Regions from separate parts of the Mus musculus genome. Here region 1 is linked to region 2. Evidence: chromatin loops called from intact Hi-C (ENCODE). Cell type or tissue: gastrocnemius. All regions are shown on one strand.

Evidence for each region. Hi-C counts contacts between places; a loop is a spot of excess contacts. Peaks named below come from ENCODE experiments on the same cell type or tissue, not always from the same donor. Only the 100,000 strongest peaks of a DNase experiment are listed, where the experiment ranks them.
Region 1: a loop joins it to region 2, with 9 times the contacts of the local background. A loop is called at or near these places in 32 of 42 quality-filtered maps.

What each region holds. Positions count from the first base shown.
Region 1 is chr1:105,888,476-105,893,475 of GRCm38, reverse strand. No RefSeq gene overlaps it. Among named protein-coding and RNA genes, the nearest start is that of Gm41926, 27 kb to the right of the region's middle. In gastrocnemius, a CTCF peak has its summit at 2,235 (motif pointing left); a DNase peak (open chromatin) is centred at 2,244; H3K4me3 peaks cover 247 bases; H3K27ac peaks cover 1,269 bases.
Region 2 is chr1:106,034,079-106,039,078 of GRCm38, reverse strand. No RefSeq gene overlaps it. Among named protein-coding and RNA genes, the nearest start is that of Zcchc2, 46 kb to the right of the region's middle. In gastrocnemius, a CTCF peak has its summit at 1,903 (motif pointing right); a DNase peak (open chromatin) is centred at 1,909.

The sequences.
Region 1 (5,000 bases), 150 kb after region 2:
AAGTTTGGTAGCAAGCTCCTTTGCCCGATGATTACCCAATGAACCATCTCAATAGCTCCAAAGTTCTTACCTTTAGTTTTTTGATTTTGTTTGTTTGTTTGTTTTTGTTGTTCTAATATTATACTTTGTATTTAAAAATACCATAGAATATAGTTTTCTGGGTGTAAGTTTCCATTGGAAATCTACTTTCGTGTTCATGCCTGATCAGTCCAATATTGGGGGTCATCTGTGCATCTTTATTTTCGTCTGCTTTTTCCTCCCCATCCTTAGTCATTGGCTTCTGCCGTCTTGCAATTTTAAGCAGAAAGCATCACGGTGAGTGTTCTGAATGGACCGATAGGTTTCATTATCTCCCGGACATCATTGAGTTTTCTCCTGGCAAGAAGCAAGAACACAGGCAGATTACCAAGCTCCAACCCTGGACTGAAAAGGATTATCGCTGGCTTTCTGAGTTAGGTTACAGGAGTTCCAGCGCATCCCAAGCGATCACGGCTTATCATGGTCATGTATGATGCCGAGTCTGTGTATGCACATGTGCTGCTGGTCATTGCGTACATAGTCCTGGAGAGTTGCTCTCTGCCATGACTCTCATGGCCATGTTGTCAAGAAAACAATGTCTTTATCCCAAAACTCTGGGCTTCAAGAGACATAAAGCAGAAAATGGTGACCCCTGACTCTCCTCCTGGAGGTGCGGCTTTGAGTGTTTCTAACCAGGGTGACATTTGTGAGTTGACTGGATCACTCCCAGGACTCCCAGGACACCCAGGGATGGGATTCCCTGTGCTGATCTTTGGAATAGAACAAGGCAGGCCTGTCTTTTGAACTGAGTTCAGGGGCAGCTGAAGATCCCTGCATCTCACGAGGCTTTCAAGACCTTCTTGGTGATGAACAAGCAAAGAAGACACTTGTGAAAGTATAGAAGGAGGGGAAGCAAGAGAGTGCTGAATTCCATTATCTTAAAATTGCTGGTAATTCTTCCCCCTGAGATGAAGTTTTGATAAAGGCAACAAGCAAAGAAAAGAAGCTGAGGGCCTGCGATTTCAATGGCAAAGAAGAGAATAGGACACAGGGAAACCGAAGGCCCCTGAGGTCAGAGTGTCCTGTTTCACAGTGTTCCTGGGAAGGACCAGAGACGGCAGCTGCCTTGGAAGGACTGAAGGACGCTGCCAGTTTGAGGATGCAGCCCTGTGGGACACTTTGTCATTTTTAAACCGTATCTTTGTGATCACTTAGCAGGTACACTGGGAAACAGCACAGAGCCTGGATCTCTTCTCCATCACTCATAAACCAGCATTTTGCTTTGATTTTGAACAGAATGTGTGATAATTATGTCGGTATCTCTAAGAACATCCCACAAACCCTTTTGAATGTCAGCAAGAAGAGGAGGAAGGGTTATTGATTTTAGATCGATTATGTGTTTTATCCTTTGCTAAGAAACTTTATATTTAGTCTACAAGCTTTAATCCTGAACAGTAAAGAAAGAACTTTTTTTTTTTTCAATTTATGACAAAAGATGCTCACCAAACCATTGTACAAAGAAACTTTGTCACTGAGAAAAGGCAAACTTTTTGGTCAAGTCTGCTTTAACATACACAGAATCAGCAGCCAGGAGAGCCACATTTGTTTCATTGCTATTCAGTCCCCAGGCTCGGGCCAAGCTTCTTGGCGGCTTGTCTTGCTTTCCTGTAGTTGGTTCACATCTACAAAGATTTTGACAGACTTCGGTTCCTTCTTCTGTCTTGAGTATTTGAGGTTCAACTGGAAATGCGCTTTTTTTCTGTCATGGTATAAAAATATAAAAAGCTATCCTCCTTTTGGGGGCTGGCTGCTTTCTGAGTATTCCAAGGGTGTAATGAGCACAGAGTGTTCTCTGTGTCTGGCCAGTTTCGGGTGGCATCAGATAAGGTGCTGTGATGGCATCCCCGTGATCACCATTCCTGCCAGAGTGACAGGCCAACCCAACTGACAGCCACCTTCTATGTCATCCCTTGGCTACAAGAGCTTGGATGAACATTCTCACTTGTTGCCTGATGAGGGAATTTGATCCTAGATGAGGCTCTTAATGAGGAAAGCGGTAGAAAGTTCTGCCTCCTTGGCGACTAGGTCGTACGAGAAGGGCAAGCGACGTCTTCTAACTCAACCTCTAGAAGCGTCACTGGCTCTGGGATTTTGTTGAGATTATTTTCAGATAGCAAGAGTGAAGTTCAAGGGCCCCTGGCCTAACCTTTGACGGGGCGCCACCTGGTGGAACTGTTCTTGCATACAAGCGATTTGCTGTTTGGGAGCCCTCTGCCATCAGGAAGATACTGGTCACCGGCTGCAAGACTGTGCACGCTAAATGAGCAAGGGTATTTCAAAGCCCTGGAACTTGATGCTCATACTCTTCAAAGAAGAAGGGGAAGAGATGGAGAGGGGGAGGGGAGAAAAGGGGAGGGGGAGGGGAGGGGAGGGAAGGAGAGAGAGAGAGAGAGAGAGAGAGAGAGAGAGAGAGAGAGAGAGAGAGAGAGAGAATATACTCTAGCTGCCTGGGAAGGGAAGTGCCTGGAAGTTTCTATCAGTTTGATTAGGCACTGCCAGATTCATAAATGTCCTCAAGCAAGTAGAAGACAGATGTCCTGTCACAGAAGGTCTTAGAAACACTCTCATCCAATCAGAGAGGAGCATCCTCACTCTTTCTCCACTCTGGTGAGGTCAGCATTGCACAGGACCTCTGAGTTTCCCACTTTAACAGCTGTTCAGTACAGCAGGAACGGCCTCCAGCCTCCAGACCCTCCTGTTAAGAGGCAACTTGCTGTAGTTCTGTAATTTCATAAGGTTAGAATGTCAGATACCAAGAACTCAGCAGGCTGGGGAGATGGCTCAGTGGCTCAGGTGCTTGCCTTTCAAGTGACTTGGGATCCTTAGCACCCATGTAATTTCTGCCTGGGGTAGCAGTCCAGTCTGTAGTGGGTGGAGACTGGAGACCCAACCTCCAGAACAAGTTGCCTAGCTAGGCTCCCAGAGCTGTCAAACTCTTCAAATGAGAGACCATGCCTTACTTAATAGGTAAGGTGTAGTGAGGAAGACAGCTGACTGTTAACCTCTGGCCTTTCCATGTATGATTGCATGCGCACACACGAGCACCCACACACATGTGGACAGGAGCACACATACATACCACACACACACACATATATGACACAATCATGTGCAAAACAAAATGAAAAACAAAAACCCTCTCTGATCAACATTCACCACTCAGCTCTGTAGGAATTTTTCTCTTCTTGGAATAGAGTACACTTGCCTACAGCTGCTGTGTCCTGTGGTATCAGCTGGCAGCCTGACACAGGCAGCCAGAGTCTGAGGTGAAGGTGCCATTGTGGCTGCTCTGTTTCTAGAGAGAGTGTTCTGTGTCTGTCTCCTTGTTGCTGTGTGAGTGGTGCTCTCTCTAACTCCTCTGCTTGTGCACAGGTCACTGCGATCCTAAGGTTGTGTGGCATCCTTAGTGTGTCCCCTCACCATCTTCCCTCTGTGCCTGTCCATCTTTACATGACATGTGTCCCTTCCACTCTTCTTTTAGGACCACTCATATTGCATTGGGCTACACCGACCTCCCGCATGACCTCACCTTAACTTACATCTTGGTTGTACAATGGAAAAGCTCCATTTCCTTCAGAAGAACTGAAGGTCAGATTAATACATCTGTCCATAAGAAATAGGAAGATACAAGCCACAGGTTCTAACCCACTACGGTGCATGTTCTCACATTCCCATTTCATGAACCACGGTGAGTGACAGGCACACACCAGAGGAGAGCACAATGTCTCGCTCTGTTGCTCTGATCTTTACAATTGATTTATTTTTAAATCACATACATATGTGCACGCCAGTATGTTGGAATATGCACATGAGTGCAGGTGCCCACAAGATCCAAAAGAGGCTGTCAGATTCCCTGTCGATAGAGTCCAGTTGTGAGCTGCCTGACATGGTTGCTGGGAACCAAACTCAGGTCCTCTGTAAGAACAATATGCTCTTTTAACCACTCAGCAACCTCTCCAGCTCCCCAAAGAGATGCGTTCGTCCTCACAAAGGCTGTCTGGGCCTGCTACTTGTTGGAAACACCTTTAGATTTATATGTCATTAGCTTTTTACCTGTTCTGTTCTGTTTAGCAGGCATAAAAGGAACAGCTATGACCTGCTATAATATAACCTGTGTCTCCCCAGACACAGATCCTGCTAGAAACCAATACACTTTTCTCTGAGACCTGTTGTCCAGGACTCTCCTTTCCTGACACGTATCTATTCAATAGATCATTCAGTAGAACCCATTCTAAGGCACATGGCATTCTTATGCACTGTGACTCCTTATGCACTGTGCTTGGCTATTGAAAACTTAAGCCAGCGCACAACAGTTGGTGCTCCTTAAGGAAACACCACACTCCTTCCTGCAAGCAGCAGCACAAACATCTAGTGCTGCTTGTTGATAACTTATGCTGCAGCTACTTTGCAGACTGGCTTGTATGCATTATTTCGTTTAATCCCTGAAATAAGCATAATAGAATCATTATCCCCATTTTACACAGCACGTGGGTAACTAGGCATCTTGTGTCTAGTTGCATAGCTTGCTAGTAACAGAGTTGGGATTTCAAATCACATATATGATTCTAAAGCTCATAAAATGTATTTATTAATGATTTCCTCAGTGACTCTCACCAATCCAATGTTCTCTGTATGTACAGTGTGTGTATTGAACATGTACATGCAGGCGTCATATTCTCTTGCAGCACTGCCTCTCACTGAACCTGTACCTGGGTTTGAGGCAGGCATAGGAGATCGTTGAAGCTTGAGACCCCATTGAAACTTGGTTCTACACATACACTTCCTCTTGTGTTAATGCACTTGGCAACCTGGTTCCTTCACCTGCAGGCACTGTGCACACACACACCCTCCAAGCAGTACACCCAGCAACCTCAAGCCCCTACCTGTACCAGGCTACATATACTCTTACATATAATTTTTCT
Region 2 (5,000 bases):
ACTCCAACTAGCAAGAACAAGGAAGGCCTAAGGGAGGATGCTTGAATCTTTCTCAGAAGGGGAAGTAAAATAGATATCAGAGGTGGATGGAGGCAGGGATTTGGGTGGGACAGGGGATGGGAAAGGGAGCACGGTGTGCATGTGTGTGTGACTGGAAATTAGCCGTGGGCAGGGGGACATCTCTAGGATGTGCCAGAGACCTGGGACAGAGTGGTGACTCAGGAATTCTATGGGGGTTCTCTAGCTGAGGCTCCTAGCAGTGGGAGATACAGAGCTTTAAGTGGCCATCTCCTGTAGCCAGGCAGGAACCCCAGTGGAGGGATAAAGACAGCAACCCACCCACAAAAGCTCTGATCCAAAATGTGCCCTGCCTACAGGACGCGCAGGGACAAAGATGGAGCAGAGACAGGGGGAACTGCCAACCAATGACTGGCTCTGTTAATGATACTCTGTTATGCTTTGTAGATAGGAACCTAGCATAAGCATCCTCTGAGAGATTCCACCCAGCAGCCCATGGAAACAGATGTAGAGTCCTGCGGCCAAACATTAGATGGAGCTCGGGAAGTCTTGGGGAAGAGTTGGGGGAAAAACTGAGGGACATGAAGAGGACAGGGACTCCACAGGAAGACCAACAGAGTCAACTAACCTGGACCCTTGGGGGCTCCCAGAGACTGAGCGAGCATGGGCTGGACCTAGCACCACACGCTACGCACAGATATACGAGGCAGATGTGCAGCTTAGTCTTCAGGCAGGGTCCCCAACAACTGGAGCAGGCGCTGTCCCTGACTCTGTTGCCTGACTGTGGATCCGGTTGCGCTAACTGGGCCACTTGTCTAGCCTCAGTGGGAGAGGGTGCATGGAGTCCTGCAGTACAGTGACTTGCTGTGCCAGGGGAGGGGAGTAGGGATAGAGAAGAGATATGGGTTCCCCCTTCTCAGAGGAGAAAGGGTGGGAGGAGCTGTGTGAGGGGGTACTAAGAGGAGAGGGGGCTGTTATTGGGATGTAAAGTGAATAATAAAAAATATTTTGTACCTTCAAAAACTGAGCACTAAATAACTGTAGTTATAATAGTAGGTCACCGAGTGGCACTCAGAGGAGCTGTTGCATCCCCATTTTTTGGGCTTCAGATTGTTGGATTGTTTGTTCTTCCCACTATCCCACTTTTAAATATTTTGCTTCTTCGAAGCAGGGTCTTGCTATGTGGCCCTGGCTGGCCCGGGACCCACTATGCAGACCAGGCTGGTTTGGAACCTATTCCTCCTGTCCCTGCCCCTGAGTGCTGGGATGGCGCCTTACTCTGATAACTTAAGTCTTGGGATATTCATGCAATGCTTAAGAGACACAGGATGATCACCACCTCTGTAAAGTTAAGCAGTCTTCTGTCAGAGTAGTTCTGTGCACACTTAAAACCTGCACTGTGGGTGAGCCTTTCCTTTGTAGCAATTTAAGATGAACACTTGAAGCATGGCTGTCGAATTTTCTTATTTGTAGATGTTTCCCCATCCTATGTCACACGCCCGGTCCTTCAACACAAGAGACCAGCTGGACCTCACGTTGACTAGAACACGATCTGTGCCCGTGCGGTATGTCTGCCTACCGCCAGGCCTGGAGGACGCTTTCTACAGACTGTTGCCACCTAGTTTTGGTTCAGCACCGCAGTGGGGGCAGGCAGCGAGTGGTGTGCGGAGGGCAGCACTGATTTCAAGCAGGGGACTGGTCTTCATCGCTGATGTGTTTGTGGCACTTGCTGTCCCTGGCCCTCAGATTCCCAAGTCTTACAAAGGAAAATCCCAGTCCTCCGGGCTCCGGACTCAGTACTGTCGAGGGAGGCAGCACTGTCAGCCACACCTCCACACAAGCACACACGAGATGGCCAGACGCCTGCACTCATCCGCTTGCTTGCAGTGCTTCCATGTCCCACCAGGTGGCAGTGCTTTCCAATAAGATTTATTTATTTATTTATTTATTTATTTATTCCTGGTGAGAAGTGCTCAGTGGCTCAAAACTGGAGCTCCAAGAGGAAAAAGGGAAGCACCCTACCCCACCCCACTTCAACCTCCCATCTCTCTACAGCCCTACCCCACCTCACCTTACAAGGCACCCTGCAAACACTGAAACCGGATTTGGGGGCAAAGAGTTTCTGGTGACAGAGGCAGTAGTTGTGCTTGTGACTTTGAAGGCTCTTTGAACCCAGGTGTGGTTGGTACACAGCATTCACAGAAGAGTTCGACGCACATGGTGGCTTCAACGCACCCCCGCCCACCACCCTCTGATTCTCTTTTTTTTCAATAGGGTGGCATTTGGAAATTATACACATTTCTTTCTGAGATAAGGTTAAACAAACAAACAAACAAAACCCCAAAACATCAATAGGCGCAGTAGATATGGTTTATATACAACAACAACAACAAAAAGTACTGATATTCTAGGAATCCAAGCTATAAGCAAGTAATGGGGGTAGCCCAGAAAGGACCGGCTGCTCTCTCTGCTCAAACTCCTATTTCAAGTCAATGATGCAGCTGTTCACACACTCAGGGTTTCCCTGGCCACACCTGGGGCTCCTCTCTGGGACCCCACACTGCCCTGAAGAGATGAGCTGTAGGCCATTTTATCCTCATCACCAGCGTATCAAAACACTGCTCTGAAAATGAACGGCTGTGTGTTGTGTGTGCACATGCGCTTGCATTGACTTGAGTGGAAATTACAAAGAGAGCATGGGGTTGGATTGTTGTCACAGATTGCCTCTGTGTGGCTTCATTGCCTCAACTTTAGAACGTTTCCATCGGTACACAGAACTGAATAAAGATGTCTCTTAAGCACGATTGAATGTAGCCCGCAAGTAACAGCTGCTATTAAAACTTGACACCTTTTCAGAAAAAAAGTAGATTTTTAGTACTTACATAGAACATTAAAAATTTGAACTCACCTCCTAAATGGACTTATTTTATGGGGTAACAATGGAGCAACTGAGATGCACCCCTTGGCTATGGACAAACTGTCCATACTTCCCATCCCCTGGGGGGTTTCCTAGCCTCCCGTGTATAGAAACAGAATCACTACCGAGTCCCTCTCAGTGTTACTACAAAGGGCCTGTCATTCTTCACTGAATCCTTCTAAACCCTGCTTACAAGAACAAAATCTCACCGCACACCTCCCTTCTTGTCTCGTCTCTTCTTTCAACTGGCTTGCCTCTGTCGGTTTTTAGTCTAGACAGATAGACCTTAGCTACAGGCAGCAACCGAATCCAGGCCCTCTCACCAGACCCTCAACTTCCAGGCTCGCTTTCCACAACCTTTAAAGTTTTCTCAGACACCAAAGTTTCAAACCTGGTAACTCCCAACTTTCCAATCTCCCCCATTCTTACCCCAATTTACTGTTTGCACATCCACCCTTTTAAAACACACCTTTTACCGCTAATCTCCATCCCCTTCCTTCCTGACCGTATACCACAGCCACATCTGTCCAATTTCCTGCCACAGGCTTCCCGTTCCCCATGCAGCCATCACGAACCTACACTGTGAGACTGGTCTCAACTCACCTCTCCCACGGGCCTCCAAACCCCTCTGGAGTCACATCCTGTTCTTCCTCGACAGCATCTTGGGAGAGTGTCAGGAGAGCATTCCAGGGGCCCCAGGGCCCTGCAGGAATGTGTGTCTCCTTTGGAAAGACGTATGTTAGGTTCTAGAAAGCTGAACCATCTGGCTTCTTACAAGGATGACACACGCCTAGGCACATGCCCTAACAACATGTTCTACACACAAACCACAACAGCACACAATGTTTCTGGCATTCCAGACTCTTAAGTTGAAAAGGAGAAGCAAGCCTCCCGGATGTCCACTGACTGAACAATCGATCCGTTTATTGATACTCATCCTTATGAGACTACTCCAGGGTATTAAAGTGTTAGCAATGCAGCGTCAGGATCACAAACCAGACGAGCTGACACAGCCCCAGAGGGTGTGAAGTGAGTCCCTCTCACACCAACCCAGAGAGCACAGTGAAGGGGGGCCAATGAGAGCTGAGGAGTGTTGGGCTGCGTGTGAGCACTGGTAAAGGCTAAGTTCACCGCTTCTGTGATGTGCACACTGACAGGCTAAAGGGGAAAGCTGGTGCCTGTGGTGGTCTCCGAGATGAATGTCCTGGCCCCTCCCCTGCCAGGTACCGTACCTAGTCCCTATTGGTGACAGGGTGACAGTTTGGGGAGGCTGAGGAGGTAGAAGTGTGTCACTGGAGTCAGGTTATGAGAGTTCAAAGCCTCCTGACATTCCTCTGCTTTGGGCTCGCAGTTCATAACACTAGGCCTCAGACCCTGCTCCAGCCTCCATGCCTGAACGATCCCATTGTGGATCCTAAGGATCCACAACTCCAAACAAACTTTTCTCCCATCAGTTGCCTTGGGCGCGGTGTTTATCACAGCAGTAAAACAGTAACTAACACAGTGTCCGATGAACCAGCACACACTCGAATAGTGGTCAGGGATAGTCTGACAGCTCGGCTCTGCCCTTCACCAAGCCACCACCCACGCCAGGGGTGGAGGCACTTTGGAAAGACTCGGACAGCATGGCAGGCACAGTGGCCTCCAACACTTTAGGAGCGATTGACAGCTTAAAGGCTCTGGCTTGGGACTGGGTTATAGAAGAAGGAACAGACAGTAAAAACATGGTACTGAGCCATGGTGACGATGTGCCTCTCAGCCAACAGGAGTCAACAAGGTGAGTAACTCAGGTCCTTTGTGCTGCTAGTATGGGGGAACTTAAACCAGAAGTCTAGTTTGTAGGGACAGGGACTGTGCCCTGTACATGATGGCCTTGGCATCCACTCTTTTCCCTTCCTTTGGAGGCTGCACGGACACGGATGACCTACACTAGGGAAAGGTTTAGAACATCTAGGTGGCAAATCATGGTGGGAGACACTGCCCACAGCAAGAGGGAAACAAACCTATTCTTTAAAAGGAAAACGACCATGAAAACCCACTTTTATAAAACTTGCAATAAGGCATA